Linked DNA regions of Homo sapiens: region 2 is linked to region 1. Evidence: chromatin contacts called from ENCODE Hi-C or POLR2A ChIA-PET data. All regions are on one chromosome and are shown on one strand. The core of a region is the stretch at or near the end of the contact, and the rest is flanking DNA. Distances in the headings are between cores, read along the strand shown.

What was found. Hi-C counts contacts between places; a loop is a spot of excess contacts on that map. ChIA-PET counts read pairs that join two places held with the same protein, here RNA polymerase II (POLR2A). Pooled maps may share reads with other maps.
Region 2: a loop to region 1 is called in a map of ascending aorta, with 3 times the contacts of the local background. The contact joins two enhancer-like sites. A Hi-C loop is called at or near these places in 23 of 168 maps with a recorded cell type or tissue (CD8-positive, alpha-beta T cell, IMR-90, PC-9 and 13 more) and 14 of 50 pooled maps. POLR2A ChIA-PET finds 5 or more read pairs at or near these places in 6 of 52 experiments (AG04450, CD4-positive, alpha-beta T cell, H1 and 3 more).

What each region holds. Positions count from the first base shown.
Region 1 is chr10:89,512,871-89,518,053 of GRCh38, forward strand. The region is part of intron 2 of SLC16A12 (solute carrier family 16 member 12); the gene reads right to left. Among named protein-coding and RNA genes, the nearest start is that of SLC16A12, 20 kb to the right of the region's middle. Within about 2 kb of position 3,406, at least 17 of the 41 ENCODE cell types and tissues checked have a DNase peak (open chromatin) inside an H3K27ac peak, as active enhancers do; they include ascending aorta, gastrocnemius medialis and heart right ventricle, where a contact is called at or near this core.
Region 2 is chr10:89,477,309-89,482,610 of GRCh38, forward strand. All of the region lies in intron 2 of SLC16A12 (solute carrier family 16 member 12), which reads right to left. Among named protein-coding and RNA genes, the nearest start is that of SLC16A12-AS1, 24 kb to the left of the region's middle. Within about 2 kb of position 2,951, at least 7 of the 41 ENCODE cell types and tissues checked have a DNase peak (open chromatin) inside an H3K27ac peak, as active enhancers do; they include ascending aorta, gastrocnemius medialis and heart right ventricle, where a contact is called at or near this core.

The sequences.
Region 1 (5,183 bases), core at 2,156-4,655:
GGCATCTGAAGTGGGGGCTGTCTTATGGGATGGAGTCCTTAATCTGTGGGATCTGCTATCTCCAGGTAGATAGTTTCAGAACTGAGTTAAATTGCAGGACACCTAGGTGGTATCTGTAGAGAACTGGAGGACTACTCAGTGTGGAAAACCCCATACCTTTGATGTCAAAGTTTTCTCAAGTATTGAGAATAGACTAGACAGGAAAACAGTTTGTTTTTCCTATTGAGTACTTAATGACACAGAATTGTACCCTTAATAATGGTTAAAATGGTAAATTTTATGTTATGTACACTTAACCATAATTTAAAAAAAAATGAAACCGCGATCATTTAATCTATATTGCTCTTTTCACATAATGATACCATGGATGTATACTTATGTTAATAAATGTACTCTGTCTGATCATTTTAATGGTTGCAAAGTATTTGATTGTTTGAATGCACTGTAACTGACTTCACCAATCCCCTCTTGTTGGACAGTTACGTTGTCTCTGATTTCTCTCTCCCAAAAAGATGTGTGATTCAATCATGTGACATATCAGGTCACACTGCATTCCTGATGGTTCTTCCTTTGGACTCACTGTGGTCATTCACAAATATTTTGAAAATCTGACACTAAAATTAGAGAATATCATATTTCCTCACCATTAAAAATATTTATTTACCACTTGCATCTGTAATGAATTAATAACAAATATAATGATTAATACTTAATATATTTATAAAATGTATACCTTGAAACATCACAGAAGATAAAAAGTTAGACTTGTTACTAATCAAATGTGACTTGATGGGTAAAAATCAAAATATTTAGCAAGAGACTGATAACACTGAGAAATCAGAGACCAGTAGAACAAGGGACTAGTCAGACCAGTGCCCACCAGCTGACAATTAGCCCTGACCCCAAAGAAACCATTTAAACCAGGAGTATGTGGTTAAATGGGCATTCTTAAGTAAAACTTTCTGGAAAGGTCCTATATTTTGTTGGTTGCTCAAAGAAGGAGAGGCATATATGGGAAAAAAGAAGTCAGATTCTGGATGGATAAAAGTGTGATATCCCTGTGAGACCTCTAAGTGGACCTGTTAGATGAACTGGTCAAGAGCCTAGGAGAGAGATCTAGTGTCCAGATGTATACTTGGAGATCAGATCATTCAGTTGATAACTGAAATCCTAAAGAGCAGGGCTTCTCAGATTTTCCTAGGTACCACCTGCTAAATGGCGGATTCAGATTTGGCAGATTTGGGTGGAATCTGAAATTCACATTTCTGACAAGCTCACAAGTGACGCCTTCACTGGTCTACAGACCGTAAGAGTAGCAAGGTGCCTTGCAGGTAGGTGGAAGAAGAAAGAGATTAGGAAGGGTTAGGAAAAGAGGCGGTTGCAAGGAAATTGAGAAAGTGTGGCCAGAAAGATAAAGAGCAGTCCAGGAGAGCTTGGTGTCACTGAAGTCAAATAAGAAAGAAATGATACTATCAGAGGACTGTGTATGTCTTAGCTCAGGCTGCTATAACAAAATACCATAGGCTGGTGGCTTAAGCAATAGACATTTTTCTTACAGTTCTGGAGGTTGGATGTCTGAGAACAGAGTGCCAGCATGCTTGGGTTCTGGTGAAGGCACTCTTCCTGGCCTGTAGACAATGGCCCTCTGGCTGTGTGCTTGCTTACATGGCCCTTCTCAGAGCATGTATGGGGAGAGACAGATTTTTCTCTCTTCCTGTTCTCATCAGGACACTAATTTCATCATGAAGACTCCATCCTTGTGACTTCATCTAAACCTAATCACTTCTCAAAGGCCCCACTTCCAAATACCATCACATTGGGGGTGACAATGTTTCCTCAATGTTTACAGGGCTTAAACATAAATCTGGGTTGACATGACCCATCAATCCACAATAGTGCCCACTGTACTTTGTAGAGATGAAAAGGAGCGGGCCGGGTGCGCGGGTGCAGTGGCTCATGCCTGTAATCCCAGCACTTTGGGAGGCCAAGGCAGGGGGATCACCTGAGGTCAGGAGTTCGAGACCAGCCTGGCCAACATGGTGAAACCTCGTCTCTACTAAAAATACAAAAAATTAGCCAGTCATAGTGGCATGCACCTATAATCCCAGCTACTTGGGAGGCTGAGGCAGGAGAATTGCTTGAACCCAGGAGGCAGAGGTCACAGTGAGCCGAGATTTCACCACTGCACTTTAGCCTTGGCAACAGAGCAAGACTTCATCTCAAAAAAAAGAAGCAAAACAAAACAAAACAAAACAAAACAAAAAAAAAAGAAAAGAAAAGCGGCCTGTTAGGTACTGGGGAGCAATTTCAATGGATGATGATTACATGAGGACACATGGATTTCCCAAGACCACTTCTGTAATACATACAGCCTGTCAGGACTCTCAAATCCCTCCAGTGAAAAATCCCCCACATTGGGAATGTTAAGACCCTTGTTCAGCAGAATTAATGCGCTCCTAGGTTCACATGCAAAGAGCCTCCTGAAACAGGAATCCATGCCACAGACATTCATATCCTCGGTATTCATTCATTTGCTAAAACAGAGTCACCCAGGATATTGAAGTCAGTGTCGGAGGGCTCTATTCCCCTCCAGCCACCTGCTTTTTTTCTGTCAACAACGATCCATTTTGCCTCACTTTACAGGCACAGTAGAAGTTCCACTTGTCGAAACTGAAGATAAGTGCAGTTCCAGATGCTTCTTATCCCCGTTTTCCCACAAGAAGCTCAAGAAAAGGCATATGGTTTCCCAGGTCCAAGCTCCCAGGCTTGTTATTATAGTGATCTCATCAGAGTCACAGTGTAGAAAGCCCTGCTTGTGTTGCCCAAAGAAAACCAGGCTTGCAAGAGCACCCCCTCACTCTCCAGCCCAGAGCCATGGAATTCATAACTGTGGCCATGGTAAATCACTAAGTCATCATGAATTAACCACAGAAAGTCATCACAATCAGTACCATAACAGGAGAAAGAAATGGGATTTTTCACAATGAGCTTTCATTTTCAATTAAATAGCAAAACTAGAATTAAATAAACCAGTACTGCCTTGCAGAGCCAATTATATCTTATAAATATGGTCATTTGGCAAGTTATATCATCAGACCAAGCAGAACGCCAAAAACAAACTAACTCTACGTATATTATATAGTAAATCTTATGTATGCAGAATCTTAGCTGTGTGAAAAGGGCCTAAAAGCGAACAAAATCTAAGTCCATACAATTTACTCACAGGAACACACCGGTGTGTCCGACTCATTTACTCTTATTAGTTATTTGTTTTCTAAGACAGCAGCAGATTAGAATGTAAACTCCGAGAGGCAGGAATTTTTTGTTGAATTTGTTCACTGATGTATCCCTATCACCAAGAGCGGAACTTAAGTATCTATGGAATGGTGAGAGAATGAGCCCTGACGTGTCCTCTCTGATTTGGCTATGGTCCAGCCCCTCCCGATGATGTCACCACTCGGCTACTTCACACTGGAGGCCCCCAAAACGTCTGTCTTTGCAACCTCTGGTTTAAATGCTGTGACAGACCATTAACTTGAAAATAGAAACTCTAAATAACTGATGAGATTTCTTTTAGGAATGTAAATACTCTCTCTGTGATCTTGTTTCCACTGGTGATTTGGTTAGCACCATGTTTTTAACTGGCAAGGTAAATTGTTTCCTACTAGATTGCAAACTCCTTCAGACTTGGTATTAGGGCAAATTGGCTGAATTAAGCTGGAAAGTGAAATTTTAGCTCAGTTCCTAGGCTTTGCAACCTTTGCTCCCTCCAAACTTAACTCTATCTGGACAGGAATAGAGTGTCTGAGTAATTGTTTTTGATCCCCTGATGTCACCTGGAAGATTGTAAGCATTCAATAGCTTCCTTATTTTCAGTTTGAGTCCCAACACTTCTTTTTTGGACTAACGTTCTGTTTAAGAGTTTTGTGGCCCTACTGATATTTCCAGTAAGGGCCAGGAATCCACTAAATCCATAGTAAGCAATTGATTCTTGCTAAGGCCTAATTTAAGAAAAGTTCAAATGTTTAAAAGCCATGTTTACTTGTTTGTTTCACTTGAAATAAAAATAGTACCAGGCATGATGGCTCATACCTGTAATTCCAGCATTTTGGGAGGTTGAGGCAGGAGGATCGTTTGAGGCCAGGAGTTTGAGATTAGCCTGGGCAACGCAACAAGACTCCCATCTCTACAAAAAATTTTAAAAACTAGCCAGGTGCAATGGCATGTGCCTGTAATCCCACCTACTTAGGAGGATAAGGCAGGAGGATCCCTTGAGCCCAGGAGTTCAAGGCTGCAGTGAGCTATAATTGTGCCACTGTACTCCAGCGTGGGTGACAAGGTGAAACTCCATCTCAAAAGAATAAAAAATAAAAACAAAATAGTTTATTGAGTTCCATGGGGGGCAGGGCGACGGGACAGAATAGAAATGTACCTAGAATACCACCTTTTCTTTTTTTTTTAAGAGACAGGGTCTCACTCTGACACCCAGGCTGGAATGCAGTAGCACAATCATAGCTCACTGTAACCTCTCCTGGGCTCAGGCAATCCTCCTGCCTCAGCCTCCCAAGTAGGTAGGACTATAATCACATGCCACTTGCCCAGGTAATTAATTTTTTTTTTTGTAGAGACTGGGGCCACACTATGTTGCCCAGGCTAGTCTCAACTCCTAGACTCAAGGAATCCTCCTGCCTTGGCCTCCCAAACCCCTGGGGTTTCAAGCATGAGCCATTGCACCTGGCTCCAACTTTATTGAATAGAGGAATGTCATTACTTTTTAAATCAAGAAGTTCCTGTCTGGGCATCTCTGAGAAATAATGAAACAGGGGCGGTTGGGCAGTAACAACACAGCTGGGCAGTTTTCTGATTCTTGATATTTATATAAAACTTCACAGTTCACAGGAGGTAGCCACTATCTCAACAATCCTTCAAGAAAATGATTGCCATATTCCAACAGTCCTAGAATAACATACATTGTGAGTTATCCCCCTATTACAACTTTTCAAGAAAAAGGAAAAATTAAGAAACACTACTATATTAAATATATACACCTAAGATGCCAATCACATCTTATTTCAGAAACATTAAAATAAGGAGGGAAAAAAGGGCACCTTAGACTTGGGGAAAACAGACTAGGCTTCTAATCTTGAAGTGACTTGCTCAAAGTCACTCAAATGATTTACCAG
Region 2 (5,302 bases), core at 1,701-4,200, 36 kb before region 1:
AATCCCAGCACTTTGGGAGGCCGAGGTGGGCGGATCACTTGAGGTCAAGAGTTCAAGACCAGCCTGACCAACATGGAGGAACCCCATCTCTACTAAAAATACAAAATTAGCTGGGCGTGGTGGTGCATGTCTGTAATCCCAGCTACTCGGGAGGCTGAGGCAGGAGAATCACTTGAACCCAGGAGGAGGAGGTTGCGTTGAGCCGAGATTGTGCCATTGCACTTGAGCCTGGGCAACAAGAGCAAAACTCTGTCTCAAAAAAAAAAAAAAAAAAAAAAAAAGATGTCCTTAGCCAAACACAGCAATAGTTATATTCTTAATATAAGCCATAAGCCATTTGTTAGTTAAGAATCTGTATAAAGACAATAAGTAAAATAAATTTGATGAATTTTCAAATAAATTTTCTTATGAATCACTAAGGCACTTACACATTTGAAGAATCATGTAACTGTGTAAGATATTCTGTCCACCAACAATATTATATGTACATATGGATTTACAGTCTCTGTACTAAGTCTATTGTTCCCTCCCAGTTCTGAGACCGGCCCCTGCCCTGCCCCCGCCCCCACCCCCACCCCGATGAAGTCCCTCTGTTTATTAAGAGTAGGACTTGTGCCTTGGAGAACATGAGTTCTTTCTGGTTTACTGGGTATATTATTTAAGGAACTGGGAAGGGAAGACTTCAATAAAGACATTGTTTATAAAGGTATAAGCAGTGTTAATAATATCTAACAACACTATATCATGATAGTGTTGGAGAATAACAGTTACATCAAGTAGAACTTAATAAAGGAAGTGGAGTGCCTTGGGTCTAGTAACAGTGGGAAACTATTACCACCTCTAGACTTAAGGGGGCAGAGGGAGAGAGCAGTTACTAGAATCTTGGAGAGTTGACGTAGAAAGTCCCTGTTGAAGGGAAGCAGTCAGTCCACAGGATCTGACAGTGAAAGAACCAAGGAGGTAAACACATCAGCCACACCTACTCCTGCATTCCAAGTCTCAGAGGTAATTGAACCCAATGGGAGCCCAACTGATGCAGTCCATAAATGTTTTCAGCCTCCCAGGTCAGAGAACAGGGTGGAAGTGGGATGGACAGTGAACCTGCAGGGGGAAACAAAAACTGTGTTGCATACCAGTGTGATCCGTAAGCTTGCCTTGCAGCATTCTAGGGCTATGGTAAAAAGGTGAAGTCAAGTCCTGAGCTCACGCTGGGCTTTGCCTTTAAACTAGATCAAGTTGCTGATGTTTACCAACTCAAATCTTTTAGTGTATTTCAAAGATGAAACTCATCTGTGAAACCAACTTCCTCTTTCACTGCTCAGACTTAAGCATTCCCTTAGTTTCAGCCACCTATCACCTTTATTTAAATGGACAACTATAAAATCTGCATCTCTGCTTCCGATCTTTCTCCCAAGTTACAGACTCAAATTTCCAATAGTCTGCAGGGTACCTCAAACTCTCATGTCCAAAAACACTGGCTATTCACTCCTGGAAACACTGTTTTCTTAATGCTCTCATTGTTTCCAACTAGAAATGCTAAAAGCTTTGAGTCATTTTGACTCTATCCCAACTCTCATTACAAGTGAATCCAACTCTTATCACTTATTTTTTGTAATCCCTTTCACATCTGCCCTCCCATCTTAATTTTCCATTGCCTTGTTCCTGAACTGAGCCTGAGCCCGTCCTAGCCTGGCTTGTTCAGCCCTGACTCTACCTCTTACTTATGGACTGACCTTATTTAGACTTCTCTGCCACTTACTAATAGTGAACTGTCACTTAGTGTCTCAGTGCCTCATTCCTTATCTGCAGGATAGCCGCATGTTTAGTACCTACAGCTGGGGACAAAGACCTCCTTTTCCATGATCCTGTGGGGTGGAGACTCCAGTAGATTTAACACTCCTGGCTCTTCTCCTTCTCCTCACTTTTCGCTGTAAGAGGGGTTGCTTATCTGTTTCCTTGGGAGAAATCATTGCCTACACTCACCTCACACTCTTTCTCTTTTTTTTTTTCATGTGGGATCTGCCTATTTGTAGAGAAGCTTATCTTCCTCAGCAATTCTGTGCTATAAGTAAAATAGGGGAAGATGCCCTTGCAAGGAGGCCTGTGGTTGTTTAAGAGCTGACAGTGACTACAACTTGGCTCCTTTTCATGAGCAAAGTATTGCAACCCTACTTGGCTAGTTGTCCTAAGCCTCGTGCCTTAACTATCAGTATTATTAGCCTTTAGGGTGGCATTTTGATCTTCATCTGTTTAATTCCTGTTTCTACCTCTAAATTGGCTTAGAACTTAGGGAAAATATGAATGTTTTGTATTGGTCCTTTCAAATCCCAACTCCTACCCCACGGAGTTGTTGAGAAAATGAAATGAGGTAACCCATATTATATCACAAAGCATAGGTCCTGTCCACAGTAAGCATTCAAATAAATGTTAGCTATTACTACTATTGTTATTATAGACTGCCTCCATGAGCCTTACATAAGGGATAAAAAACTTAAAATTTCAATATCCTGTGATTATTATGATTTATATATCACGATAGTGTTGGAGAATAATAGTTATATCAAGTAGAACTTCATAAACTGCAAAAGAAGCTCTATCACCATTCTCTATCCAAAGACTTTACATAGAGGCATTTACATGTCTCCTGAGGCTGGGTGTGAAAAATGTTCTGAAAGATAATTTATCTGAGAAGGAGGCTTATAAGAGGCCCTTTAGGTCATGATGCAGCTGTAAATAGTAACACAACATGGCTCAGAAAAAGATCTTTAAAAATAAAAAAGAAACCCACATTCCTCTGACAGGACACCCCTCTCTCAATAATTCCAGGGTTTTTTTGCCATCCCACTCCACCCTCAGTTATACTACTACTCTTTGAGGCCATTAAAACTGCTGCAAATATGAATACCACATTACATTTTGAAGCACATGGAACAGTGCCCTTGGCATGAGGTCAGACATATCTGGCTTGGAAACTCTACTCTGATAATTACTAGCTCTGTGATTTTGACATGCAACTTAGCTTTCTGAATCTGTCCTGCTGTGTACATTGCAGTGAATATTTCCTTTTAAAGGGGGCTTTAATGAGGGTTAAATGGCAAAATACATGTAAAAGCATCTGATACCTATTAAATATTCACATATTAACAAATACTAATTTCTTTCTATATAATACCAGCAAATACATTTTTCATCTTCATTGATTTCTTTCAATAATTTTCCAAACTAAAAAGTAAGAGACTGTTCACTACAGTAGCTATACAGGAGCATATAGTAGGTACAAAAAAATGCTTAACTAAGTTATTACATATACCAGTTACTAGATCAAATAGTAACATGATTAGAAAATTAGTAAATATATAGCTTAATCATCACTAAAAGTACACACATATTTCTTTTCTTGGAGTATCAAAAGGAAAACAGACCCAGTGTCTTCATCTTTCCAAGTCAATTTTCCCTTATGCTATGCAGACAACACAAAAGAGTTAAATGGAGTGAGGAAGACTGGCAAAATGAAAATAAGAGGGAGAACTATAAATCCAAGAAATGCCATGTTTCTTGAACATTTAAACTAATTTTCACTTCTTTGCAGTATTTAGTTGATTCTTTATTTTGAACTTCCACCGAAATTCTTTACAGACAAATATCTGTATACTAAATATCTGTGTCTACGTTCTTTCCTTTTTAATGATTTTTCCTAAGTTGTACACAAATGCTATGTCCAATCCCTGAACTATTAAAAGCCTCTATAAATGACAGCTCTGAGGACTGTATCAGCACACAAAAATGCCCATCTATGTTGGGATATTAACTCTAAATCAGAACACAAAATGTATGTGCTATGAGTACAACTGTAGAAATACATATGCATAAGGACAAAATAAGAAATGAATGCACCAAAATAGAAAATAGCTGTGTGAGGAAACTGAGATAATGAATGAGCTCTTCCTGTATTTTCTGAATTTCCTGGAATACTCATGCTCTTTTTATACAAAGTAATAAAACCACTTGTACATAGTGGCAACTAAGTGTGTACATTTTTTTTTCCATTTAACATCAGTTCACATCCGCTTGTCTATATACTTGGCGTAGTTGACATTTGTCTATATATATATGTTTAGGTTTGCTCTCTTTATTTAAACTTATTGAGATTTTATCATTCCACTAATACCTGAGAGTTTTGCTTTTGGGACTACTCTCATACACAGATTAAAAGTTTCCCCCTCACTTTTTATCTGCCCAAGAAGCCAAAAACAAGAATCTATTGATGGATAGATAAACTGTATGACTATTTTTTTAAGGTTGGCTACTATCTAATTGACACTGTTTTTTTTTTCTTGTGTGTGTGTGTGTGTGTGTGAGAGAGAGAGAGAGTGTGTGTGTGTGTGTGTGTGTGTGTAAAACAAAAAAAAATGTATTCCAGCATGGTTTTTCACTATAACTTTCAAAAATTGTTTTCCTTTTACAAAGTGATGCAACATTTGATGACTAAATAACATGGAATGAAAAAGTCCACTTTAGGACAACTGCACTACACAGAATGAGAATGCAATGTTCTTTCTCATGGCATTTCAGGCTCGCATGAGGAAATCATTCTCTTTTTCTTTCATAAACTTCTTGAGAGAATGCTGACAATGATAAAATTGTCTTCACCGGAAGCTAGGAGAAAAACAAGTTAATATTTTCAGGATAAAAATAAGTAAAGGCATGAGTTACGCTGAATAGTTTTAGAATCTTTGAATGAAATAGCCCAAACAGAGAAAATAAATTTTTTGAATTTCGAAAAATAATTAATCATCTAAAAGATTGAAAAGTACAATTTAGTCTGTACTTAATGATTTGTGTCTTAAATCCATACTCCTCACTTAGAATAGAGTGTCAAATAGTACAAATTCAGTTTACTTTGGATTATCATTTCTCAAGAATACACCAAAAAAAAAAAAAAAAGAAGAAGAAAAGAAAAAAAGGCTAAAGTATAGCTACAGACTATGGTACAAAGTTAACATATATTCTTAGAAGCATTCCAAAGGCCAGTGTAGTCAATGTATTTTTACAATGTACTCTACACTAACAAGTTTGAGGTCATGGGTTTTAGATCCATCAATAATAAATTTTAATCACAGTGTGGCAGAAAACAGTATCATGGTCAATGTATAACCAAGGATGAGAAGTCATAGTTAAGAGTCTAATAGATGCCGGGTGTGATGGCTCACGCCTATAATCCCAGCACTTGGGGAGGCTGAGGTGGGCAAATTGCTTGAACCAAGGAGTTTGAGAACAGCCTGGGCAACATAGCAAGACCCTG